2 separate regions of the Mus musculus genome follow, and region 1 is linked to region 2. Evidence: chromatin loops called from intact Hi-C (ENCODE). Cell type or tissue: heart. All regions are shown on one strand. Links, peaks and the distances in the headings refer to the core of each region. The heading gives the core; the rest is flanking DNA.

The links. Peaks named below come from ENCODE experiments on the same cell type or tissue, not always from the same donor. Only the 100,000 strongest peaks of a DNase experiment are listed, where the experiment ranks them.
Region 1: a loop joins it to region 2, with 4 times the contacts of the local background. A loop is called at or near these places in 1 of 42 quality-filtered maps.

The regions. Positions count from the first base shown.
Region 1 is chr10:75,796,043-75,800,428 of GRCm38, reverse strand. Gstt1 (glutathione S-transferase, theta 1) reads left to right here and starts at 1,845. Exons shown (of 5, transcript NM_008185.3): 1 at 1,845-2,044; 2 at 3,299-3,386. The coding sequence starts at 1,933. In heart, for the core only: a CTCF peak has its summit at 2,594; DNase peaks (open chromatin) are centred at 1,838, 2,608 and 3,268; H3K4me3 peaks cover 1,755 bases; H3K27ac peaks cover 1,362 bases; H3K27me3 peaks cover 379 bases.
Region 2 is chr10:75,853,678-75,858,063 of GRCm38, reverse strand. No RefSeq gene overlaps it. Among named protein-coding and RNA genes, the nearest start is that of Mif, 4.4 kb to the left of the region's middle. In heart, for the core only: no CTCF peak of the experiment used is centred there; DNase peaks (open chromatin) are centred at 2,304 and 3,073.

The sequences.
Region 1 (4,386 bases), core at 194-4,193, 58 kb after region 2:
GAGCGCAGTCTTCTGGCGAGAGGTTAGACACAGCTCATTAGGGGAAAACCTATCCCATCATTTAAGCATGGTGGCCTTGATGAACAGAGGCAGTCTGTGGTTTTAGAGCTTTATTGTAGAAAGGCAGGGAGAGAGAAGGTAGAAAGAGAGAGAGGCCAGCCATGGCCATGTGGAGAGAGGGGGAAAGGGAAAGAGAGAAGGAGGGCTAGAGAGTAAGAAAGGTGAGAGCTTAAAGAGAGTGAGCAGGGGCCAAGCAGCTCCTTTTATAGTGGGCTGGGCTATCAGGTAACTATGGGGAGGAGCATACCTGGCTATAATCAGGTAACCGTGAGGGTGGAGTCTAGCCAGAATGCCTGAAGCTTGGGACATTGTCTGTGCGACTTATAGCCACAGAATTATGGAGTTGGGGATTCTGTGGTTTGAGGCACCTGTCTCTGGGAACACGGCTTGGTGTTCCATCCCTTGTAGAGTTTTCTACTGGGTCACCAGAGCAAGCCTCATTCAACCAAAATAGACTGCCTATCAGGGCTGAGGAAACGGATTTATCAAGCTGTGATTATGACAAAAGAACTTCCAGGAGTCAGCAACCTCCAGACAACTCTGTTGTTTCAGGGGTAGGGTACATAAGGGATCTTATGAGTATAGGTAGAGAGGGCTAATTGGTCAGAGCACAGCACCTAATTATCATATGGGCAGGAAGCAGAGCGGGACTTGTGTGCTGAGTCACATAGCCCTCGCAGAGAGCTCTGCACAGGGTCATCCTCCAAACAAGGTAGGGCATCTGTGCTCAGATACTCCCAACCAAGGCCATAGAAAGAAAGGGAAACCCCACTGAGAAACGGAGTCCTCCATTTTGCACCAAGCTTGGAGAGCTATCCGGGGACATGGAGGACCTTAATAACAGGCTTCTCCAACAGGAATCGTGGCAGACTCCATGAAGAGGCATATGATATCTGGAAAAATCGGCACTCAGTCTTGGGGCCCTCAGTTTCAATATTAAGCTCAGGGACAAAGTTGTCAGAATCATAAGGACAATTTTTTATTTATTATTTATTTATTTTTTGTTTTTTCGAGACAGGGTTTCTCTGTGTAGCCCTGGCTGTTCTGGAGCTCACTTTGTAGACCAGGCTGGCCTCGAACTCAGAAATCTGCTTGCCTCTGCCTCCCAAGTGCTGGGATTAAAGGCGTGGGCCACCACTTCCGGCTGGACTCAACCTTTCATGAAAGGGATCTACACGTTTCTTTCACTATGTGTATAAACAGCAAGGAACTTCCCACCTTACAACCTTATAACCTTCATCAGATATGGAAACTGCGGGAACCTTGGCCTGGGACTAATGGTACATTTCTGTTCAAAAATTACATCTAAGGTACTTCTCTATCACAGTCCAAAGGGAGCTAAAATGTCAGAGGATGGAGAAGCTAATGCTCTCAGGTACAGGAAGGCCAACCTTGTCAAATGACAGAGCTGAGATGCGAGTGACATCAAAGGCCCACAGCATCCTTTGCTTCTTGCTGGTGGTGCTGGTCCATATCTTTGGCTTGTAGGTCCCGGAGGAATACCTTAGTTTTCCCATCTGGGAAGTGGGGACGATTGGGAATTCTAACAACACACTAGATAGGGTGGGTATACCTTTGAAGACATTCTGCTTTCAACTAAACCGGCCACAAGAGGACTAGCAGCCAGGCCCTCTAACACCTCCTCTGCCCACTCAGAGGAGACCAGTTGTGTCCTCTGGCTCATTCCGTGCTAGATTCCAGTTGCAGGGCTCTTGGAACACAAGCTAGCTCCCCCTTTAGAAAGAAGGGCCAGGCTGCGGTATCCGCCCAGTGGGGGCGTGGCCACACTTGGCTTGATAGGGATCCCTACTAGCCAGCCTGGACTTTTTGATAGTCTGGCCAGTTACAGAAGTGGTTCCCGCCGCCTATGCCATGGTTCTGGAGCTGTACCTGGATCTGCTGTCGCAGCCCTGTCGCGCCATTTATATCTTCGCCAAGAAGAACAATATCCCGTTCCAGATGCACACGGTGGAGCTGCGCAAGGGTGGGCAGGGCTACGGCTTTGGGGATCTGAGAAACAGGGGAGGCAAGACGGACTTAGGGGATCTCTCTCTGTACTCTCCCCTTCCCAGGCTTTTTCTGGTTTAGAGACCACAATAGAAAGACACCAGAGAGAACCAGGGTTCAGGACTCCCGCCAACTCTGCTGTTTGTGGAATAGACGCCGGCCAGGACCTGCTGAAACTGAATAGTGTGCAGACCTAGCAACAGAAACGGGCAAGCAGTTTGGACCTAGCTACAGGGACCTCCAGAAGAGTAGTGGGTGTAGGGCATAGCTAGGAGAACAAATGTGGAGATCTGGGCAGTCACTCCTCGGATCGTTTCCCCCAGTGCTGAGATGGGCAGTACTACACAGAGCCATCCCTGCAAGTACCTTGCCTTTGCAACAGGCTCTCTCCGCCAACCTGGTCTATTGGAATTCCTTTTTGTCGTTCCTTTTCTTGACTTTCTGTTTTCCCTTTCTCTCTGCCTCTCTTTGTGCTGCGAAGAGAGAGAGGCTGCTGCATGGGGGTATGCCAGGAACTTGGAGCCTCCTCCCTGCTGGCCGCTGAGAGAGCCCTGCGCTCTGGCAAGACAGGGTTGTAGCAAAATGAAAGTGTTGCATAATGGGCTGTGGCCGTCTCCATACTGTCTCACTGCTTGTCCCGCTCTGTCTGAAACCTCACGTCTCTCTTCACTGTCACCTCTAGGTACAGTGTACTTAACCCCCCACAGGTTCTGCCCTTGCAGAGTATGGTGTAGGCCGGTGGGGGAGGGGGTGGCCCGGTGGGGGTGGGGTGAGGACGGGGGGGGGGGGGAACTGATAAAAAGATGTTCAAGTAGGCTGTTAAAAATAAGCCTGTCGAGGGAGACAGGTTCCACTAGGAAACGAAGGGAGAGTGAGAATCCCCCACTTGATCCGGGGCAATGGGAGCCACTGAGGACTGTGGGGCTGAGCGCAAGGAGGCAAACTTAGAAACTTACCTGGAGTGCATCAACAGGAAGAAAACCAATCCAGACCAGAAAGGGCTGCTAGCGGGCAAGTCCCACAAGGACCTGTCAAGCGTATGATACCTATTTTGTATCAAGGGCAAGGGGCCACCCCCTCTTCTCTCACAGGAGCCCTGCCTGCGCACCCCATTTAGGGAATAGCCCAGTCCCAAGAAGAACCATGAATTTAGTGTTCAGCCTCCTGGGACCTTGGCCCAGGCTATCAGAGACCCCCAGTGTTCTCCTCCCTCATGCTGGACTATCTGCAGGTGAGCACCTCAGCGATGCGTTTGCCCGGGTGAACCCCATGAAGAGGGTACCAGCCATGATGGATGGTGGCTTCACCCTGTGTGAGAGGTAAGCAAGCCTGGGGCTATTGCTAAGTTTTACTGGAAACCAGCCTGTTCTAACCCACTGTGTTATAAACTAGGAAGCTGGCACTGGGAGGAGGGGGAGGGGAGATGGCTCCGTGGTTAAGAGCACTTACTGCTCTTATAGAGGATTTGGATTTGGTCCCAGCAACCTTACGAAGTGGCTCCCAAACACTTATAACTCCAGTTCTAGAGACCCACTGCCCTCTTAGCATCTTGGGCACATGAACTCATGTAGATGCACTAGCAACTTAAAGCAGTGGTCCTCACCCTTCCTAATGCTGCAACTCTTTAATGCAGGTCCTCGTGTTGTGGTGACCCCAACCATAAAATTGTTTTTGTTGCCACTTCCTAACTGTAATCTTTGTTGTTTAGTCAGGGAAGGAGTGAGCCTAGTGAATCTGCTCAATTTCAGGGACTTTCTGGAGCTATTTTGTGTTGTAGAAAAATTTTTTTATTATTATGTTTTTGTGTATGGCGAGTATATTCTTTCTTCTCTCTCTAAAGATTCATTTTTTATTTTATTTATATGAGTACATTATAACTGTCTTCAGACACATCAGAAGAGGGCACCCAATACCGTTACAGATGGTTGTGAGCCACCATGTGGGTGCTGGGAATTGAACTCATGACCTCCGGAAAAGCAGTCAGTGCACTTAACTGCTGAGCTATCACTCCAGCCCCCATGTTGTAGACATTTTTAACCCCAATCTGAGATTTCTACCCAGCCTTTGATTATTTAGTTCCCAAATAAAAGACACACAAGTTTTATTATTTACAATAGCCTTAAACAGCACAAGAGATGGGCAGATATCTACCCTCTATGCTATTAGAATCTGCTTACATATCAATAACCCTGAGTTATTACTTACTATGTTTTATCTGGGCTGCTCTTAACTCCAGTTGGCCAACCCTCAGGGCCAGGTTTTCCTGAACTCACCTAACCCATGGCGTCTTCTTCTTCCTCCTCATCTTCTTCTCCCCTG
Region 2 (4,386 bases), core at 65-4,064:
TGTGTGATCCTGACACTGTGACAGAGGCCTCCCTGTGTGTGCAGGGAGGCCTGACTACCTAGTGTGGATCCAGAGTCCTTCCTGGGCAGGATGGCCAGCATCTCTGTCCCTTGTACTTCATCATTCATGCAGTACCCATCAGCCCAGGCTTGAAACCAAGGTAAGTCATGGGCATCTTCCCAACCACCCAGGCCCAGAGGCACCTACCCTACCCAGTAGAGCCACACCCTTTCCAACTGGCAGCCTTTGCAGCCTTGGCAGTACCAGCCTAGGCTCTGCGCCCCCGGGGCAGCTTGCTAATCTCTGTGCTGCTTGGGTTGGTTTTGGAGCCCTGACCTTGAGAGAAGGGAAGTTCCCTACAGGACACATCGATACCACTCTGCGCCCCCCTCTCCCCCCAGCCCCAGCACTAGATCAGGACAGTAGTGACAGGAGTGAGGGCATTAGCTCACTAGATTAAATGCTGGGAATAGAAGTCCCTTCTTAGAGCAGAGCCTCTACTACTCCCTGTCAGATGTCCTTGGAGGTTCCCAAAACAAGACTCTCCTAGATTCCACAAGGGGCCCTTCCTTCCATCTCATTTTGCATTCATGAAGGCACCTCATGACTGCCTGCATATTGGGTGGCATGCCTTCACTGCAGCCAAAGCAGTCTGGGGCTGCTCTCTTGAATCTGGGTACCTCTTATGAGGCACCTTCCCTCCTCAGCCTGGTCCTTTGCCGCATCTCCTTAGCTCCACCCTACCGTTAACTACAGGGCTGCACTTGAGGTTGAACCTTACCCAAATCCCTGAGTTGCAACTCAGAACCTCTTACTTCTGCTGGACTCTTGCCTTACCTGACCCCACTGACTCCCACATGTGCTCAGGCAAGACTCCCCTCTTCTGCCCTACACAGAGACAGGGAGGGCTCAGGCCTCCATTGACTCTAGTCCAACTCCCTCATTTCACAGATGAGGACACTGAGCCTGAGGTACCTGGCAGTGTCACTGCTGTCTCCCAGGACAGAGTCATGGACTTGCTCTATGTGCTCAATGAGGACTTTGAGTCTAAAGGTCTCTGAGGCAAGCTTCTGGCCCGAGGGCCACATCTGAGTCTAAAATTGAGGTCTCTTTGGCAGAGGAGACAAGCTAAACACCTGTGTGAGTGTGGAGGGCTTGGAGGGGATCACATGAATCAGAAGAGCCACCACCCCCTCTCAAAAAAAACAAAGCCTCAATGTTTACGGCTCTGTAACCAGTAGGAGCATCTACAAAGTGGTCACACCTTGGTGCGCAAGGAAAAGTGGAACAGGGGCCGATGACTTCAGCCCTCCACCGTATTTCTTAGTCAGCCTTACATGTTGCAGGAGGAAGCTACTGCGCCTCCTCTCCCTGACCCCAGCCACTCCTGGCCAGCCCTACTCTCTCCAAAGCATGATCCTTCACTACCCACTGAATGAGGCCGGTTCCTTCTCAAAACCAAGGCCCATGGCCCAGTCAGCTTTCCAAGTGTCAGCTAAGTGGCCTATCTAATGAAACCTGAAACTTTGAGGTTGATTAGGTGAATCTGGGCACAGAAATGCCACCTGTTCTCCCACCGTGGTCCCCTAGGGCCAAAGTATCCTATGAGGTTATCAGCCTATATAATGATAACGGCCCCACCAGTGCCCATGGTCACTGTTTGCCACAGTTGGTCAGCTCTGGCAAAACCTTGTACCTTTTCAGGTGCTGTCCCTTCTCCGGTTCCACATGGAATTGCTCAGGTTCACTTCATGTGTGCCTTTCTGGTGCAGCAGACACTCACAGATGCCTCTGTCTTAGCCCAAGCCTCTTAGATGGGTTGTGCCCAAGCGGATTTCCAGGGCTCCTGGTCTTCTGGGCTGCTGCCCTGGTACCACTCAGGGCTTCTCCAGCCGTGCAGGCTCCCTCCAGCCCTGCCCTCCTATCAGGCACAACTGCATCTCAGAGATCCCCACCGTCCCTTCCCCAGAACCCTTGTCTTGGGGCTGCCACCCCTATCCCACCCCCAGTCCTCACCAGCCACAGCCAGTTCCCTCTGGGAGCCAGATATCAGTGAGATTAAGATTATTTCCCTGCTTCTGCACCATTTTGGGCCTCAGTTTCCCCCATCTGTGAAATGAAGGGGTTCACTATATAAATATATGCCATGCCTCCATATTCACCCAATCGTGAAGATGGATCGGCACATTTTCCATCTCGGGTGGCCTGTGCCTGTACTCAGGTCTTGATAAATTGTAAAACCCCTCCATTTGTGCCGCACCAGCCTCGAAGTGCGGAGATGAGGCGTGGGGCGGGACATCTGAAAGAGTATCACGTGATCAGGCTGATGCGGTGAACAGAGGCCTGGAGCACCGCTCTGAGATGATTCCGCCAGGAGCCGGCCAGCGTACCCCATTGGGCCCATGCTGAAGGGATCCACCACTCTCTAAAGCTGGCAGGTGGCCTGATCAGTTTGAGTCACTGTCTTCTGAGCAATAGCTGAAGATGGAGCTGGTGGCTCTCCCAAAGCAGTGTTTCACTTGTTGAGAGGGTTGAGTAATGTCCAGAGGTTTTCCTTTGTTTTGACTTGAACTGGACACGCAGGTTCATAACCCACCATCTTAGTTTCTCTACATTCTAAAAGAAGTCTAGGATCCCTATTGGTGAAGAAAAATGGATTTATTTACAGTTCTAGCCAAATTAGTAAGAGGAAAAAGTTATTTTGGGCATTTCCTTGGCTTCCTTGAATTAGGGTTTCATCTTCCTCCATAGTGAAGATGAGTCAGGCCTAAGACAGCTTTTGGAGGCAGGAGAATCTAGAAGGCAGGTTACTGGGCCACCAGACTTTCCGGAAGGGGGTTCCACTTCTGGCACTAGCTCAGGCTTTCGACATGGGGGCCATCTGGAGAAACCCGTGTTCCTTGGCTCCCTTCCTGTCATCTCTTGTGCCAGAGTTACAGTTCTAGATGACTATGCTGCTTGAGTCTTCCCTACCGTGGGCAGCTAAACGCCATCCTCACATCCGCCCACCCCTTCCCCTTCCATTCTCAAGAAGCAGCACCATACTAGGCCCCCAGACCTGTGGGACTCTCTGGGTGAGAGGGTCCAGGACCAGGATAGGGACATGATGCAAACAGACCCACCAGTGGGCCTCACAGCTCCCTCTAACCCCCACCCCACCGAGGCTAGTGTGTCCAGTGCTCATGTACAAGAGATAGCAGTTGTTCTGGTCCCCAGTGCCCTCCACCGGGCAAGCTTGGAGTCTGTACTCACAATCACTAACTTACTAGGGCATTCCTAAACCCACTAACAGCTAGATTCCAATACGGCTCCAGACTGAAAAGCTACCAAGGAGATTCCATCTTTGTGTTCCTAGAAACCTTTTTTTTGTTGTTTTTTTGTTTTTTGTTTTTTTAATGTATATATTTTTATTTCTTATGTATATATTTACCTCCCTCTTACAATTTTTTTATTATCCTTTTGAGAGATCTATGAGGACTGAATTTTCGTCACCTGCTTCAACTCCTCAAAGGTTACCCCTCAATTCTATGGTCCTTTAGTTATTATTGCCTACACACATATACTGTGTTATAACTCTGAGGGGAAAGGTGTCCTGGCATTTGAGAGCCAAGGATTACCACAGAGTCACCCCACAAAAAAACCTCACACAGATTGGGAGGAAAAAACCCAGGCCCGTGCCTGCCACTGCTCAGAAGGTGCAGAGAACTGAGCAGAAGACAGGGTTTATAAAGCATTTGGGGGCGGGGCGGGGCGGGGGTGGGGCCAAGATGTCCAGGGTGGGGATTGGTGGGATTACAAGTCCTGAGCTTGGGCTTTTTACTCTGTAGGGCTGGGTCTAGGTCGGGCTGTTAAAGTACTTAGACTGTTCTATGAGTGGAACCTGTCAGTTCTCAGAGGAGGGATAGATGTACATATATATATTTATAAACATGTGAATATATTTGTATCTATTTATAAAATACAACCTTCAGTGTGGGCTCATATGTACATGTGTTTAGGCCTGACCGTCACCTGGGATTGGGTAATGTATTGGGGGAGGGGGTCATCCCTGGAGGACTCCCTTCTCACATTAGCAGGTAATATAGGTTTAGGTGGCCCAAATTCGAATGCCAAAAGAGTTCTCTTCTGCCACTTCCCTCCCACCCCAGGGTGACCCTTCTCTCAGATTTCTCCAGAGAAGGCCTAAATTCACGCACATCACACACGTCCGCTCAACTCCAGCTTTCTCTACAAGTAGCACTTTACACTTGTCTAAGACTTGACCAGAGTGACTCCATCTTTTAGCCAGATGCTCAGTTTTTCTGTGCGCCCGACTGCTGCACAATAGGCCAACTTTCCGGTCACAATGTATCTTTGCCTTTTGTCCTCTCAATGCCTCTAGTGAGC